3 separate regions of the Homo sapiens genome follow, and regions 1 and 3 are each linked to region 2. Evidence: chromatin loops called from intact Hi-C (ENCODE). Cell type or tissue: OCI-LY7. All regions are shown on one strand. Links, peaks and the distances in the headings refer to the core of each region. The heading gives the core; the rest is flanking DNA. Region 1 has its middle 120 kb from the start of MAB21L3. Region 2 overlaps LOC105378920 (a long non-coding RNA gene). Region 3 has its middle 120 kb from the start of ATP1A1.

Region 1 (5,983 bases), core at 718-5,717, 98 kb before region 2:
TTGAACATTTGTGAGAAGATAGCATTTCAGAATTGTACCAGTTTTGTAGGACTGTTGGAATAAATTATCCCAATGGGTGACTTAAAACAATAGAACTCAGCTGGGCGCAGTGGCTCACGCCTGTAATCCCAGCATTTTGGGAGGCCGAGGTGAGTGTATCATGAGGTCAGGAGTTTGAGACCAACCTGGTCAGCATGGTGAAACCCCGTCTCTACTAAAAATACAAAAATTAGCCAGGTGTGGTGGCAGGTACCTGTAATCTCAGCTACTTGGGAGGCTGAGGCAGGAGAATAGCTTGAAACTGGAAGGTGGAGGTTGCAGTGAGCCAAGATTGCACCACTGCATTCCAGCCTGGGCAACAAGAGTGAAACTCTGTCAAAAAAAAAAAAAAAGAAAAAGAAAAAGAAAAAAAGACAGTGGAACTTGCCAGGCATGGTGGCTCACACCTGTAATCCCAGCACTTTGGGAAGCCGAGGCGGGTGGATTACCTGAGGTCGGGAGTTTGAGACCAGCCGGACCAACATGGAGAAACCCTGTCTCTACTAAAAATACAAAATTAGCCAGGTGTGGTGGTGCATGCCTGCAATCCCAGCTACTCGGGAGGCTGAGGCAGGAGAATTGCTTGAACTCGGGAGGTGGAGGCTGCAGTGAGCCAAAATTTTGCCATTGCACTCCAGCCTGGGCAACAAGAGTGAAACTCCATCACAAACAAAACAAAAACAATAGAACTCTTGCAGTTCTGCAGTCCAGAAGTCTGAAATCATAGTGTTAGCAGGGCCACACTCCCTTCTGAGGCTCTTGGGAAGAATCTATTCCATGCCTCTCTCCTAGCTTCTAGTGACTGGGGCAATCCTTGGCATTCCTTGGTTGTAGACACATCAATCCCATTTCTGCCTCTGTCTTTACATGGCCTTCTCCTCTTCCGTCTGTCTCAAACATCCCTCTGCCCTGATATTATAAGGACACTGGCCATTGGATGTAGGGCCCACTGAATATCCAGGATGATTTCATCCCAAGAGTCTTAGTTTAATTACGACTGCAAAGATCCTTTTTCCAAACCAGGTAACATTTACAAATTCTAGGGATTGAGACATAGATATGCATACATCTTTTGGGGACCACCATTCAAGAATCCATCTTAATCTTCTACCAAGTCACTCTCTCATGTGGACCTGGAGCAGTGTTTTTGCTGCCAAAAGCAATCAAGAGCTGCAGCTGAAAATGAACAGTGTTATGTATCAGCACCTATGGAGGGAAGCATAGTACAGTGTTTACTGGGACATGGAGAAAGGACACATGTGCGTGCACACACACGCACACACACACACACACGAAACATTTTATTTTAAGCCCACCAAATATCAAGCAGAATCTATTTTCCTTAGATATATCACACCAACTGGAGTGCCTGTAAGTACAACTTGGGTGTGTATATGCATTATGTGTTTAAAATAATCATTTAATTAAGATCCATTGTTATTTTCATTTGTTACTTTTGCTTTTTTTTTTTAATAGTTTGAAGGCTGCTTCTCACTTATCATCAGATCATTGCATTCTTCCCTAGTCTCACTCTTTCACTTGACTCCTTTTGCTCCACCCCAGGTCTTTGATGCTCAGCAAACAGCTGATCAGGGGCCTCTTCTTCCTGTTGTTCACCTGGACTCTCTGGCCACACGTGCCCCATTCCTAATAGCTCCTCCCACCTATTCTAATCATCCCCAAATGGCTGCTGTTGGATGAATTAGCACATGAAGACACCCTGGGAGGAGGGCCAGGGAGCAAGACAGTAAAAATCATTACTGCTAAAGGGCCACTGCTTAAGTAGTAGTTGTGAGCTAAATTCTTTCATTCATCATTCTTTTGGCAGATACTCTCTGAGCACCTGTTATGTGCAAGACACCATTCTGGATCCTAGGAGATGGGGGAATGTAAAGATGATCTCTGCCTCTGAAGCATTTAATGCAATTTTGTAACATCCCATCTTTCAGACTGAGAATTTTGAATCCAAAGTAAAGAAGACAAAGTCATGTCAGTAGAGCGGCCATATGGAACATTGTAAATGTCTTACTGTTTTCGTTCTATATAGGCAGGATTCGCATACATTACCTCATTAAAATTAATGTTGTCACCCTGGTGAGGTGAGTCGCAGCTCACAGTTTTCAGAGGAGGAAACTGAGGCTCAAGTGATAAAGGAGTCTGACCCAGCTTCGCAGTCAGTGAGCAGCAGAGCGGGGGTCCGAGTCCAGGTGGCCTCCATGAAGTCTGCAACTCTTTCCAACTCTGCTGTGAAAGAGGTGGGGCTTGTCTTTGCTCTTTCCCACCTCGACTTCTGAGCCATTGTCAGCGCTCCTCCTTTCTCTTCCTCTACTGGTCCTGAGACCCTGTGTCCCTGGGACTCCTGGCCTCCCCCACCCCAAGACTGCTTGCACTGGCTCCTCTTCAGGGTCGTTGCTTCTCAGTTCTCTAATTTGATAAATTACGCTAATGGCTGAAAATAGGTCAAACACTGCACATTTTCAATCCTATTTTAAGCTTTGGGGAGATCAAGCTTCAATAGAAAATGAATACAAAGACTATTTAATGGACATGCTGGGTGAAGGATAAACTACTTTCCTCATAATACAAACATTTATACAGCATTTATTATCTTGGAGGAAATGAGCTAGGAAATCCATGGGCAGTATGGTGCAATCATGCCCCCCCACCATCCCAATGCTGTGGCACAGAAAGTTTGGCATGGAGAGCCGGTCAGAGCTCTGTTTGAGTCCTTGATGTGAGACACTGGCCAAGTGGCAAGCTCTTGTTGCCACAGGTCTGTAAAATGGAGATGAGAATACCTACTCACGAGGTTCCTGTGGGGATTTGATGAGCTATAAGTAGGCATGCCTGCTAGGTATTAGGAGTTTAATTTTTGAATATGTTAGTTCCTTTCCTTCTCAGAAAGCTAACATTGCAGTTAGGGAGGTAAAGTCACTAACAGGAATTTACTTGAGGTTAACTGCCTTTCCAACAGCCTCACCTTTCTGAACCTTGCAAAAGAACCACACAATCTAGGAAGGTGGTACTTATCGGGAACATAAGTGCTGCTTATTGGGATAGGTGACATGCAAACCACAGGATATAAGCACAGGTGAGAGGACACCAGCTCAGGTGAGAGGGCAGGAGTGAAGGCGAGAGGGCAGGGATACAGGTGAGAAGGTTGGGGTGCAGGTCTATGCCAAGTGGGTAAGGTCAAGCATGTATGGGGTTGGAGGGCAGGAAAGGAGGTGGTGGTGCGTGACAGGGAATGTGCCTCCCTTCCTTGAGTCACTTCTTGTCTTCTTGGCAATCTTTAAAAGCATGTCTTGAATTATCAAAATGATATATGCTTGTAAAAAGAAAAAGTCCAAACACTGCAAAATTGTGTAAGTTCTTTATCAAATTCATGTCCATTGCTTCTCTGATTCTCCCAGTCCCGCTGCCTAGCACTAAGTATTAACTGATGTTGTCCTTCCATACCTTCATCTATGCCAGGTCAAACATTTTTTAAAAAATTTTTAAATCATTGCTTTAATTTTAAAACACTGTTTTACCCTAAGAATTGTTCTGCAACTTGCTCTTTTCATTTTTTGTTTTTTTACTCGAAATCTATCATAGCCAATGTTCCACATCAGTAAGTACAGATGTACCTCATTATTTTTGAAAGTGCTGAATAGTACTACATAGCACAGATAGATATAATTTATTTAATTTGTTCTCAGTAAATTGTCCTCAATTTTTTGCTATTATAAACAATGGGCAATTTCTTCATTAATTCCACAGATGTGAACTGAGTAGTTACTATGTATTAGCCACCAGGCTGTGCCTTAGAGACACAAAAGTGAGTAAAAAGGTCACAGTCCTGTGCCCAAGGATCTCGTGGGCTGGGGAAAGCCTACTTCAGTGCAATAATCACACAGGCCAATGTAAATTGCAACTGTGACTGGGAGGCACACAACTCTCTCGGGGATTAAAATAAGAAGCTGTGACTTTGACAGGAAGTGGAGGAGGGCTTCCATAGGGATGATGGCTGAGGCAGTAGCAGTCACCTAGGTGCAGTAGGGTTATAGCTCTTTCATGCAGAGAACAGCTGCAGAATAGGCCAGCTGTGAAAAGAGCTGGAAAGCACAGGACTAAGGCAGACCAGAGTGGCAGTGGGTGGAGCACAGGGAATCAGTGGGGAGGAGAAGCAGCCTGCAGGGCTAGACCAGCAGGGCCTTGAGTCCACTTATGAGGTTTACCCTCTCTCCTGAGAGCCATGTGATTCCATGAGCGTGTTTAATGCACAGCGTGATGCACAGTGGACCTGTTAGGAGGGACTGCTCTGGTGGGAGATGATGGAGCTTGGCCTATGGTGGTGGCTATGGAGGGGAGAGAAGGGAATTCTTAGAAATATTAAGGAAATAAATGTCATTATTAGGGGTTTGGTGACAGAAGTCATGGGGCCTGTGGCCGGGGGTGAGATATCAGAGTGACTCCTAGATTTCTGGCTTGTGTGATTTGCAGTGAGGATACCACTTACTGAGATAGGCAACATGAACCACAGAGGGGGGTAAAGTGGAGGGGGAAAGGAGAGGGCAGGACACAGCCACCTCCCTTGGGCAACATTTGCCATCACTCTCCTTACTAAATATACCCTGTCATAGTAATTATCTTAATTTAATGTAATTGTTCCCTGTTGGTTCATTTTTCTACTTTTACACTCTTCAGGAGCGGGATCTACACCTTTTAATCTTTAAATCCTCACTGCTGTAAAAAATAACTGAAAGTTGTGTGGCTTAAAACAACAACAGAAATGTACAGTTCTGGAGGCCCGCAGTCCACGATCACAGCGTGGGCAGAGCCACACCTCCTCTGAAGGCTCTCTGGAGAATCCTTCTTGGCCTCTTCCAGTGTTTGGAGGCCCCTGGCATTCCCTGGCCTGGGGCAGCATCACTCCATGTCGTCTCTGTTTTCACATGGGCTTCTCCTCTGTGTCTCTGTCCTCCTTTCTCTTAAAAGGACAACTGGTACTGAATTTAGAGCTCACCCTAAATCCAGAATAATCTCATTTTAGGCTCCTTAACTTAATTACCTCTACTAAGGTCTCTTTTCCAAAGAAGATCACATTCACAGGTTCTGAGGGTTAGGACATGGACATATATTTTGTGGGGTCTCTACTAGACCCACTACACTCAGTAAGCACTGGACGGATGAGAGTCGGTCATACAAAGAACAGGGTACAGTTTAATAACGCTGAAGCAGGGAGCACTGGGCTGGGAAACTAGACAGGAGCAAGATCCTGAATGGCGTGTAAACCCAGCTCTGGAGTTAAGACTGTATTCCCTAGAGTATTTTTTCATAACTCACTTGCTCCAAAAATCACCTGGGAGTTAAGACTGTATCCCCTAGGGTGATGTTTCACAACTCACCAGCTCCAGTAATCATCTGGGGTACCTGCTGTTAAACACTCCGATTCCCAGCCCCTTCACAACCTAGTGAATCAGATTTTTCTCATGGGAGTGGACTGAAAATCTGAATGCCTGACAAGTGCCCCAGATCATTGTAATCTCATTCTTAAAACCTATGGAAGCCTTCTAGGGGAGAGGGTCTGTAAAATGGGACAACGGCTACAACAGTTTCTTAAAAGTTAAACATATACCTGCCATTTAATCCAGCCATTCCACTTTGATGGATTTACCTAAGAGGAAAAAAGGCATATGTGTACACAGAGACTTGTAGTTGAGTGTTCATGGCAGCTTTGTTTGTAATAGTAAAAGACTGAGGGCTGGGTGTGATGGCTCACACCTGTAATCCCAGCACTTTGGGAGGCCAAGGCAGAAGGATTGCTTGAGCCCAGGAGTTTGAGACCAATCTGGGCAACACAGGGAGACCCTATTTCTACAAAAACTAAAATATTAGCCAGGTGTGGTGCACATGCCTGCGGTCCCAACTACTTGGGAGGCTGAGGATCGCTTGAGTCCGG
Region 2 (5,983 bases), core at 485-5,484:
AAACCCTAGTCACACCCCACATAGTCCTAAGTTGGAAAGTGAAATATTTGCTAACCCAGGAGAAAAGATGAATGGCTTTAAAATAAAAAAGATGATATATACTTGGGACAATCTGCCCCCAATTCACTCTTTTCCCAGAGGACACTTTAAGGAGATGTAATTGTTTGCCAAACAAGATCATACCTTGTCTATAGTCATGGTCTCAAAGAGGATTTTCCTAAAGTTCAGTGGTGTATTTGGTTATAATTTGCCTGTGCCTATATAACCCATATATACCAGTTCATTCTTCAACTAAATTCCATCTTAAAATCATATCTTGACTATCTCTAAGTGACATTAAGTTGGTTTTCAAGCACTTGAGAGAAAAGTCCTTTCCTGAGGACCACCATTCCAAAATTGCTCTCTTCATGCTCCATGCAGTTTCTTCAAGCTGTGTGATACAATGCCCCCCAAACTTCAGTGTGCCTCAGAATCACCTGGAGAAACCATTCAGATTGCTGGAGGAACCCACAGAGATTCTCATTCAGAGGCCTGGGAGAAGGCCTGAAAATTTGCATTTTTAATAAGCTCCCTGGTTTCTTTACCTCTATGAGCCCAGTTTCCTTATTATTAAACCAGGATAATGATACCTTTTTTACAGGATTAATGAGCAGATGAGAAAAAGATAAGATATGTAAATATATTCAAAATACTAAGTCCCCAGCAGAAATGCAATAACTATTAATTCCCATGATGGGACATCGTTAGAGAGAGAAGGGGATATGTCAGAGAAAGCATTAAAGAGGACACGAGAGCAGTCTTGAAGCAATGGAAATTAGTAAAAGAGAAGAAAGCGAAGGGTGTTCCCAGAATTTAAAAAAACAAAACAAAACCGTATGCAGAGGCTGTGTGTACAAAAAAAAATAGCTAACTCAGAAAGCTGCCAAAGCTACCCTTGGCTGAAGCAAGTGCATGGATCATATGAACATACTCAGGGTCTTGATGACAAGGGCCCTTTGTGCCATGCTAAAAAGTTTCAATTCAATTCTGAAGGAGATAGGAATGGTTGACGTTTTTTAAACAGGTCAGTAACATGAAATGGGGACAAAGGAAGAGGAAGGGCTCTAGGCTGATGCCTAAGTTTCTGTCTTGAGTTTACATGTATGTGATGATGATGATGATGCAACCCACCAGAAGAAGTGCCACAGAAGAAAAACCTAGTTGGGGAAGAAGGTAATGAGTTAAATTCTCGATGTCTAATTCAAGGCACCTAGAAGACACCCACATAGAGCTAACAAGGGGTAGTGAGACATGTGAATCTATATGTCTTAGAGAAATCTTGAAGCCTGAGTCTAGAAGACCTCAGCATATAGGTGGAAGTTACATCCACAGGAATAGATGAAATCGCCCATGGAGGATGTAGTACGAGAGACGCCTTAAGGACAGAACTCTGGAGGACAACGTTTAAGAGCAATTTCCAATGGAGTTGAAGTCAAGGTTCATGACAGAGGGCAGGTCCCCCTGTTTACCAGTCTGATAATATCTACACACAGTGAATTCTGGTTTAAATGGACATCAAGGTCAGCCTTGGTCAGTGGTACTCACAAAATCCAACACAACACTTAGGTGGTAGAAGCAATGCAAGGAAACATCACTAATAGGCCATAGACAGGAATATGCTTGCCGGTAATAATTGGGGGTGAGTGTGATCCCCAGCACTGCCCCTCCAAATTCCTCAGTTGCCACAGTTCCTAGATGAGGGAGTCCCAAAGCAATTACCCCGATTGCTCATCTTGTAGAGAGAGTCTCTTCATTAATTTTTGCATGAGTGAGATCCCAAGATTTATCATAGCTCAGAAATAATCCACAGGAAGAAAGACATCATCCGCCACAAGTCATCAAAAACTAAATGCTGTCCACTTTCCTCTTCCTTAGGATAAACAAGACACTGACATGGCACTGACATGGATCCTGTTCATACTGCCAAGGCTATCATCTGTGTTTGGCCAAACCACCACAAACAAGCAGGATCCCACACCAGGCAGCCCCAGGGCACTCGCTGTTCCTGCCACAGGCTTCAGAAGCATCTCACCCACAAGGGCACCATTCAGAAGCAGGCTGTGTGAGCCCGGGGTAGAGTAAGACAAACAATGGCAGAAAAGTAGAAGGGAGTCTGGGCTCATTCTCTGTGGGACAGGACAAGAGAGGAGCAATGGGGGCATTCACAGGGAGAAGGAAATGCTCTGCCTTCAGGGGTGGTGAGTTGGGGGCGTCACGATTAGACCAGAAGGAAACTCAATGTTTATAAAAATCCAAACCTACAGATTAATTAGGGAGCAATTTCAAAAGTAGTTTTTTTCCTCCCCTTAAAGAATGAATTTATGCACTCATGCATGAAAATACTTTCTCATTTCAGGGAGTATATCATGCAAAAGATGAGGCACACCTGCATCTGGGCCTGGGGATCTCCAAGTAATTAACAATCCGTTGTTATCTTCAAAGATGTTTTCTTAGGAAGAAAACCTGGGCCCTAAGCCTTGAGAGAACGTAGCCCCTATCCTGATTTCACAAGAATTGGGGCTAAGGGCTGGAGGCTTGAGAACCGGACCGAGGCTTTGACAGGATTGTCACAGGCTAGGAAAACACAGGAAATGTTTAATCAGAAGGAATGAAAACACAGTGTACAAAGAGAAATCTGATCTCCATAGCCTATCTTTATTATGGCTAAGCGGTGTGGGGAGGGGAGAAGTGAATCTAAAACCACCAGACTGTTGAAACAGAACTGTTAATGGGGCAAAAAGCCTGCCTCAAGACAAAAATGGGTTGTCCAGCTCTCGGTAAACACCTGTGCCAGCTGGGAGCCGTGGTATTCAGGCTCGTAAGTACCTCAGACTGGAACATACTATTCTCACAGTCTGCACCTGTGAACTTTCTAGAGGGATTTGTTCCAGTTTGTGATTACTCCTTGGAATGTGAAGCCTTTCACTCTGGACCTATACAGGCCATCTCCCAAGGTAGTGTCCCATTAAAAAAGAAGGGAGAGAAAAGCCTAACTGGCCTGTGAGCTCTGGAGAGGGTGGGAGGGAGTGGGATAGGAGTTCAAGCTGAATCCTGCCCCTCCAAGCTCATTGCTGGCCCCTGAAGTGACTTGGGTGAGCATGATCACCCATCTGCCAATCAAAGGCTGAACTTCAGGGCCCAGGCAAATGGTAAGAAACTCTTCTTTAACTTGTGCTATTTAAAAAATATAAATCTTCACAGAGGGGAGGATTCCTTTTATGAGGTCCTGTAGGTCCTGCTTATGGAAGTGAAAAAGGTGTTGCTCTCCTCAGGAGTAGATGCTGGTTAAATATTTCTTGGCTGAGTCAGGTGAGAATGCACTTCCATGGGGTTGGAAGAGTTGTTTAGTAGAAGCAATACAAGGAAACATCACCAACAGGTCATAGGGTGTTAGAAGGAAAAGTGCTTGCTGATGTAGTGTGAGAGAAGACCTAAGGATAGAATTCTGGAGAATAGCTTTTAAGAAAGAGCAATTTCCAATGAAGTTCAAGTCAAGGTTTTATTTGTTTGCCAAAGGACATTTTCCCCAAGAAAACCTAGAGAGGTGCAATGCAGAAAATTACAGCCTCTCAGGCTGCATCAGAAGGCGGTTCTAGTGACCTTCCCTGCTCAGCATCTCCTGCTCCTTCTGAGTCCTCCTCTGGGACATCTTGCAAGACCCTGGACACCTTTGAGCTCAGTTTGGAAACACAGAATTAATCAATATCACTAAGTGTCTACTCCCAGCTCCCATTTGCACCTACAATTAAGTGGCCGACTTCTCAGCAGAGCCTTGCACGCTTCAGCCGATTTGTCAGAGCACATCTACTGCTCCGTGGTGCCTTAGAAAGGCGTTGGTAGAAGGCTGCAAATCAGCCCTTTAGGAAATTGGCAGTTCCCATTCCAGGACAGGCCTACCATTGGGTCTCTGGGCATCTGCATTGTACAAGCCCTAAGCTAGTAAAAGCCTCACTGGGCTATGTCCTTGGACTTCCTCTAATATTCATTGTCAGCAAATATGAATAATGCCTAAATTTCAGAATTACCACTGGGCTAAATTAATCTTCTCTAGAACGAATGCATCTTTAATACTTCCATCAAAAACTACTTTGAGAAAAAGAGAGAAGGGTTACCTTATTTCCAGGCATCTTGTGTCAACAATCCACTTTAGGTTCCATACTTGCCACTCTTGAATAATTAAAAGTCAAGGTCGCACATGTCACTGAAGAAACCTGTAATGAACATTTAAGCATAAGTATTAGACTCTCTAAATTACCTCAGACTGTTCTTTAAAGGGTATTAAGAGAGACAGAGAGATCTTGGCCTAATTTTTATTTGGGAAAACAGCTTTTTGTGATTTCATAACTTTTGCTTACATAAAAAGATTTAAAAATTTAAGGTAAACTCTCACTGACTAGATGACACAGCCTTCTTCTAGATGAATATTGTAAGGTTTTGAGACAGCAGTGATGTCCTGATCCACATGGCAGATGGTGGAAGTAATTTCAGATATCCTCAAATCCTACACCCACATTCTACAAGTAAGCGAATTGAGGTCCAGGTGGGTAAAGAAATTTTCTTCATACACTAAAGCTAGCTAGCAGGCAGACAGAAACAAGAATCTTGTGTTTATGGCTCCAAATGCAGTGCTTTTCCTACTACATCATGTAACAAATGCAGAACAATTAGTAAACATCTCTCAGAGCTGCTGTTTTGCTTCCAGCGCAATTCAAATTGTGTTCATCAGACTCATTTATATGCCGCTAACAAGAATGCCTGCATCAGTTATGTCTTGCACACATTTGTTATAAAGAGAATGACCTTTAGACCTTCAAATGTGTCTTTCATTTGTTGGGGCTCTGTGGACAAGCTGGAAGGATTGGGATGTTTCTGAAAAGCCAAAGAGTGTGCAGATGGCTGGAACACAGGGCTTCTCCTGCCGGTAATGGGAAGGAGGAAGTATAGTGAGCCTCGTGATTCTCAAGCCTGGATCCATTAGAATCATTCAGAGAGGTATTTTTACAGTACAGTGCCAACCTACATAGCCAGAGTTTTTTATTTATTTGGCCTGGGGTGGGTCCAGAGCACTGGTGTTTTCCAAGCTTCCTTTGGTGATGTGCATAGGCAGATAGGGTTGAGAATCACCTTATCTCAAGGTTTAGGTATCAGAACTGGGTTTGATAAAAGCAAGGTTTTGGTATCAGAACTGGGTTTGATAAGAGCAAGGTTTTGGTATCAGAACTGGGCTTAAAATCCCCAACCCTGACACATACACCTATTCTCTCTGAGTTTCCTTCATGTGTTTTTAAAAAATTTTTTTATCCCATTGGGTTATTGTAGATTAGCATATGAAGTATATAGCAGTTTCTCAATAAGTTTAACTCTTCTTCCTACATTTAGGTGGCAATAGCAAAGAAGTAGCCTGAAGTCATCTAGTGAAGGAAGAATAAAAGGAAAGATAATTATGGTATTTGTGAAAAAGTGTTTAGTACAGGATCCATACAACTGAATCCTTCCTGGCTTCTGCTCTCTCCCTTCTTGCTGGAATAAATATTCATGTAAATCAATGGCTGGGCACCCATAATCCCCCAGGATGTGGTTCTATCTGTTCAATGTTTTGCATCATTTTGTTCGGTTGAGAAGTTTCTGTGTGCCTTCATTTGTATAAAGTTTTTCCTATGTGCATCAAGCCATCAGAAGAATCTCTTAGGGAATAGGGTGAAGGCTGGCAGAGACATCTCTGCTCTCTGTCAGACATACCTTGCGTTACTTCTACCTGCATGACATGATTCTCTGACAACCTAGCCCTCATAAAATGCCTCAGATGATTGCACAAATAAGTCAACACAGTCCTTCCCAGGGGCATCAGATACCATTTCCATTCTCATCTCTGTACAGAAAGCATATGGAAAATTCTGGTGCCACAGGGATCAGGGCATGGAGCTGGAGTAAGTAAATAGCAACA
Region 3 (5,983 bases), core at 406-5,405, 74 kb before region 2:
TTGTGAACTCTGCATGTGAGGGATCTAGGTTGTACGCTCCTTATAGAATCTAATGCCTGATGCTCTGAGTTGGAACATTAAAATCATCACCCTTGCCCCATCCATGGAAAAATTATCTTCCACAAAACGGGTCCCTGGTGTCAAAAAGGTTGGTGACTGCTGCTTTCACCAAAGTATACTTATTTATTTAAATCCATTTATACCTTGTAAGCCAAAAATAAAATTCTAAGCCCCCAACCAACTGAATGGACCCCCATCTTGGCTAAGGGGATTCCAAAGAAACCTGAGAAACTAGTTTAGACCATGATGGGAAGGGAGTGTCAGACATGCCTCATTGAACTCTCCTCCCTTTGGAGTTCAAGCACAACTGACCAGCAGTAACATTAAAAGAGAGATCTTAAGACTGACAACACAGACTCTTTGTAGCAATAAGATACCAAATTCCAACCTGACTCTAGTGTAGCATCACATGGCAGATAGCAGGACTTGAAAGAAATCAAAATATTGTATCCCAAAATATATTTCTTTGACATTACTTTGAAATGGTCCTGCAAAGCTGTCTTTTGTGGAAGAAATTCACATTCTGTAGAGAATCCCCTTCCCTTTCCAGGTCTTTTTCTGATCTTGAAGAGATTAGCTGAGAGTCTAGCACCTTTTAAAGGTCTGAATAGGAAACATGGCCATCTATTGCCTGTAAGAGTGGCCACCTATGAAACTTCCTCTATGTACTAAGAACCTCAGTCTCCACAACTTTTTTCTATTGATTACAGGCCTTTAGGTAGTAACTCTTACAACCAATTGCCAATCAGAAAATCTTTGAATCCACCTATGGCCTGGAAAGCCCCCGCATCCACTGCTTAGAGACGTCCTGCCTTTCTGGACCCAACAAATGCTTACCTCACATGTATTGATTGATGTCTTGTGTCTCCCTAAAACATACACAATCAAGCTGTAACCCAACCACCTTGGGCACATGCTCTCAGGAGCTCTTGGGGCTGTGCCACAGGTCATAATCCTTAACCTTGACAAAATAAACTTCTAAATTGATTGAAACCTGTCCCATATACTTTATAGTTTACAACTTTATAGAGGAAGTAAACTTTGAACATTACCCTGCCCTTTACAAAATAATATTTCTTTATTTCTTTTCAACTGACCTTTTACAACATGTAATCATTGTTCCTAATCCTACTCTTTCAAGTTATGTGAATGAATCATTCTAGCTGTGCCTTTCGTGGTTTCACATGCTCTGCTCTATCACAGTGCTCAGTCTATTGTGGGTCTGCCTTGATCCTTGTCCAAAGAGGGAAATTGCTAGGGGGACCCCATTTCAACATGGTCCCCAGTGCGTGAACCTCAGTGGTGCCTTCAGACCCAGGTCTTTATGCACTAGGGAAGGGAAGACTCTCAGGATTTTGCAGAGCAAAATACAATGATATTTTCCTTTAATTAAGGATTTTGCTTTCTTGGAGAAGGGCTGTAAACTGCAACAACTACTTTATTCTTCAAAACCTGCCTCCTGCCACAGCACATTGCTTTTGTGTTCACAGTTTTCCAACTCACATCACCCCAAATAACCCTGTTCCGTTTACCCTCCTGAAGGCTGGGCCGCCCCCCACCCCCCAGCCACACTTCAGCTCCTCTAAGTGCGGGAGCTTCTGCACTGCCTAATTACCTGCCCTGTGGAAGCCAGGAGGAGACTTCAGTCCCAGCTGGAGCCCAGCTGCTAGAGAGATGGAATATTAAGACATTTTCCTTTCTTCAGAATCCTTGTTAATTCTTCCTGGTGGTGATTAGCCAGTTATTTTTAGCTCCATCTAAGCTCCCTGGTTAGTATTCAGGACTGGTTTAGACAGCTCTGAGACACACTCACCACGTTAATGCTCTGATTCCATTCGGTCCCATTGAAGTGAATAAAATTAACTTGCAGGGCAGACCCATCCCCCAGCCTCCCCAGGTGCTCCTCTCCTGCCTCTCCTTGAGGTGCTGGCTTCTGTCCAAAGGGTCTACAGTGCTGGGTCCTGGGACAAAGTCTTACAGGAGGGATCTGGGAAATGCGCAATTTTGAAACCATATGAAGTGATGGAAATAACACTGCAATGAGAGTGAAGAAATCAAGGTTTTAGTCTGAACTTTGTCACTAGCTATCTATGTAACACTAGGCAAGTTACCTTCCTTTTGTGAGCCATCGTGAAATGGTGCAGCTGGACCAGTTGGCCCCTAAGTCCTTCCCAGGACTAAGATGCTATTGAGTCACCAAGCCTAAAATAGGAGCTGAGCATGAAGAAACCTGAGCCTGGGGGAGAGTGTCTTGACAGCAAAATGCAGGTGCCTTGTTCTTTCTTTCAATTCACCTAGCTTCCCTTTTCCAAAGCGATTCTCCTGCCTCAGCCTCCCAAGTAGCTGTGAAAACAGGTGTGTGCCACCATGCCCAGCTAATTTTTTTAATTTTAATTTTTAGTATAGACAAGGTCTTACTGTGTAACCCAGGCTGGTCTGGAACCCCTGAGCTCAAGTGATCCTCTCGTCTCAGCCTCCCAAAGTATACTGTAATGTTTTGATAACTGACCACACATTCTGCCCTGGCATTCCTTTTGATTAGAGGCCCGTGACAGATCCCTCTGCATCCCCAGCTGTCCACATACCTTTTCATTTTCCCCATTTGGTTTTCAAGCTCATGGATTGTGATATTTGCACAATTTGTGTCAAAGCCACAGCAACTATGGACCCCATCCATAAAGATTCCTTTATCACTTAGACCTTTCCTGGGCTTCCTTTCAGGTAAAGCCTCAGGCCCTTCCTCCACTGTCATCTGCTCCATGTTGCTGTTGAAAGCTGGGCTTGCCAGAACCCCTTGGTCCCTGTCCTAGCCTTCCTTGAGGGTACAGTTCCCACTGGGCTGGCCTCTAGCCCCTCCACACCTACGTCACAACAGTGATGGTCATTTCTGAAATAAATAGAACAGGCATGAAGACAGTGGAGTCTAGCTAACCTGTGGCTGAGAGACATAATGAAGTAATTATGTGTTCACTTTTAAAAGGTTCCCAAGGCTTCTACCAGGGCTGCAGGTTGAATGACCAGTAATCCCTTAGGGTGCAGTTAAGATACCTGTGTCTGGGACAAAGACTTCCAAGTAGAACAGGCCAGCCGACTGCTAGGCTGGGTTGGATGGGACCAGTCCTCTCCGGCTGGGATCCTGGGGAGCCTTTCCCTGCCTTATCTCCTGGTTCACCACTCTGTACCAAGCATTCATATCTCAGTGACCCCACCCAGCTGTGCCAGAGGGAGAGTTCCCTAACTGCTGCTGTTTGGACAAAAATCAGGCAAAACCAAGCCCAATGCATCAATTTTATGCCCGTCACTGCAACCAAGTCACATTTGAAGGGACCCCAGCTGGCTGGCACCTGCCCCTCCCTCCCTCTGAGTTTTAGAGTTGAGGAAACTCTCATAAACCTTCTAATGCTGGGACTACACATTTTATTGTAATCATAAATAGAACATAATACCACAACAGGTGCACTGGGATGCTTGCTTAAATAATAAATGCAGTCAGCTTTGTTGCCTATTCACCCAGTCCTTCAGGTGCCTGAACAGCTGTGGGCTAGGGGTGGTGGAAGCTTCTGCCCAGGGTTGTATTGCTCAGGGAGAATCAGAGAGAAAATGTCCTTACCTTGAACTCAGGTTGTACAGTGTGAATGCTGACATACACCGCAGTTCTTCCACACCTATGTGGTGTGGGGCCCAGTTCGAATACCAGCTGTGTGTCGTGGAAAGACCATTTAACCACACTGAGTCTGTTTTCTCACTTGTGAAACTAAGATGCTAGAATTTAGGGTAATTCTGATGAGTAAATGAGTCAGGGAGTGTGGTTCTGGGGCCTGTGTTCCCTCTGTCAAAATCCACTCACTCCCTGGGGCTGTGATCGAGAAATCTGCCCCTGAAGCTTGTCCTTGGTCAGAGAAGCCCCCTAAGGGTTAAAAGACAATTATGGACCACTTCAACCCACTAGGATAGTGCTTATTAAAAAATAAAAAAGAAAGAAAGAAAAGAAAAACCTAGAAAATAACAAGTGTCAGTGAGGATGTGGAGAAATTGGAAACCTTGTGCACTGTTGATGGGAACGTATGATGGTGCAACCTTTGTGGAAGTTCCTCAAAAAATTAAAAATAAAGCTACCATATGATCCAGCAATTCCACTTCTGGGTATTTACACAAAAGAAGTAAAAGCAGAAACTCAAGGAGATATTTGTATGTCCATGTTCATAGCAGCGCTATTCACAATAGCTACAACATGGAAGCAACCCAAGGGCCCGTTAATGGATGAATGGATGAAAACAATGTGGAGTATAGTTCAGCCTTAAAAAGGGAGGAAATTTTGACATATGCTACAACATGGAGGAACTTTGAGGACATTACACTAAGTGAAATAAAATAGGCATGAAAGAACAAGTACCGTACTCATACAGGACTGTACGCACTCATTCAAAGTAACTACAGTGCTCAAAGTCACAGAGACAGAAAGTAGAATGGTGGTTGTTGGGGGTTAGGGGGAGGAGGGAGGAGGAGTTGCTGTTTAACGGGTACAGAGTTTTAGTTTTGCAAAATGAAAAGAGTTGTAGAGATGGTGCGCACCATGATGTCAATGTGCTTAACATAAGTGAACTATGGTTAAAATGGTAAATTTAAGGATATGTGTATTTTACCACAATAAGAGAGAAAGAGAATTGTAGAGCACAATGGAAGTGACAGTTGAAGGAGTCTTCAACCAGTGCAGGCACTTTCATTTGTTTTATTTCCTCTACAGGTGTAGAAAATAATAATACTATAGTAAATGCTATTGAGCATTAACCTGGCTTTGCCCATATCATCACCTCCAATTTTTATAGCAATCCAGTTAAGTAGGTAGCATCATCCCCAGTTAACATTAGGAAACTATGGTTCAGGGGTTGGGTAAGAATGGAATGAGTTATGGCATTAGCCAGCTACTTCCTGGTACAGGGCTTCAGTGGTCATGACGGTGTGTACTAGGCTCTGGGGGCATACATGTACTTGAAGCTTCTTTGTGGTCTCTGGAAACTCTTGGTCATATTGAGAAGACATACGCAGTGAGAAAGGCTCAAACTGGAGCCTTGAGGGCACAGGAAGGTGGAATCACCGAGACTTGGGAGTTCATAAAAAGAAGCAAGCACTGAATTGGCTGAAAAGGGGGAAGTGTTGAAGGGCCTAAATTCTGGGGGACAGAAGGTAAACAGTAGATTTAGACGGAAAATATTATTTATTAGCAGGAAAAAAGTGAAGTGCAATTACAAACAAGATTTCCTAATGTGGGTATGTGGGTAAAAGGTCATCAGGCTGGGAAAGCCAATGTAGGGATTGCAATTGGAAGCACATTCAAGTCCAGGTAATAATAGCTAATACTTATTGAGCCCGGCTTGTGTGGCAGGTACTGTTCCAAACTCTTTACATACATAATGCATTCAATCCTCACAACAACCCAATGAGGTAAATCTTATTCATTGCACTCACTGTATAGATGAGGAAACAGACTCAGAGAAGTGAAGCGATTTAGTCCAACATCGCAGAGCCAGAGAGTAGCAGAGCCAGGATGCAAATTCAGAATGTGGACTCCAGAGCCCTAACACCCAACTCTGACTCTGTGGGGTGATCACAAACATGAGTCTTTATTATTTAACCAAAATTTTTTGTGCTTGGTCATAGACATGATGAGCAACCTTGTTCGGTCAGAAATTAATATTTTGAGAATAGTTGCTGATATTTGTGTTTTGTGCATAACACTTATCACAGATGCTTACAAAAAGCTGGTAGACTTTTTGTCTACCAAAAAGTATGAGGAGCTGTAAAGGTGGGAGGGCTTCTCTATGTTCCTGCTCAGAGCCAGTAACCATGGCAACAGTAAATTATAACTTCACTGCTGCAGACCCACACAGCTAGCAGAGATTACAATAGATGGTCACTGAGATCA

Evidence for each region. A loop is a pair of places that touch in the nucleus more often than their neighbours do. Peaks named below come from ENCODE experiments on the same cell type or tissue, not always from the same donor. Only the 100,000 strongest peaks of a DNase experiment are listed, where the experiment ranks them.
Region 1: a loop joins it to region 2, with 2.9 times the contacts of the local background. A loop is called at or near these places in 4 of 110 quality-filtered maps.
Region 3: a loop joins it to region 2, with 7 times the contacts of the local background. A loop is called at or near these places in 2 of 110 quality-filtered maps.

The regions. Positions count from the first base shown.
Region 1 is chr1:116,229,232-116,235,214 of GRCh38, forward strand. No RefSeq gene overlaps it. Among named protein-coding and RNA genes, the nearest start is that of MAB21L3, 120 kb to the left of the region's middle. RefSeq lists an enhancer at 1,497-2,034. In OCI-LY7, for the core only: CTCF peaks have their summits at 3,830 and 4,039; DNase peaks (open chromatin) are centred at 1,650 and 3,880; H3K4me3 peaks cover 1,053 bases; H3K27ac peaks cover 1,852 bases.
Region 2 is chr1:116,327,697-116,333,679 of GRCh38, forward strand. It overlaps LOC105378920 (a long non-coding RNA gene), which reads right to left. Exons shown (of 5, transcript XR_001738197.2): 2 at 4,152-4,250. Among named protein-coding and RNA genes, the nearest start is that of ATP1A1, 43 kb to the right of the region's middle. In OCI-LY7, for the core only: no CTCF peak of the experiment used is centred there; DNase peaks (open chromatin) are centred at 2,125, 2,425 and 2,795; H3K4me3 peaks cover 2,951 bases; H3K27ac peaks cover 5,000 bases.
Region 3 is chr1:116,253,869-116,259,851 of GRCh38, forward strand. No RefSeq gene overlaps it. Among named protein-coding and RNA genes, the nearest start is that of ATP1A1, 120 kb to the right of the region's middle. In OCI-LY7, for the core only: no CTCF peak of the experiment used is centred there; DNase peaks (open chromatin) are centred at 2,273 and 3,523; H3K4me3 peaks cover 2,744 bases; H3K27ac peaks cover 3,217 bases.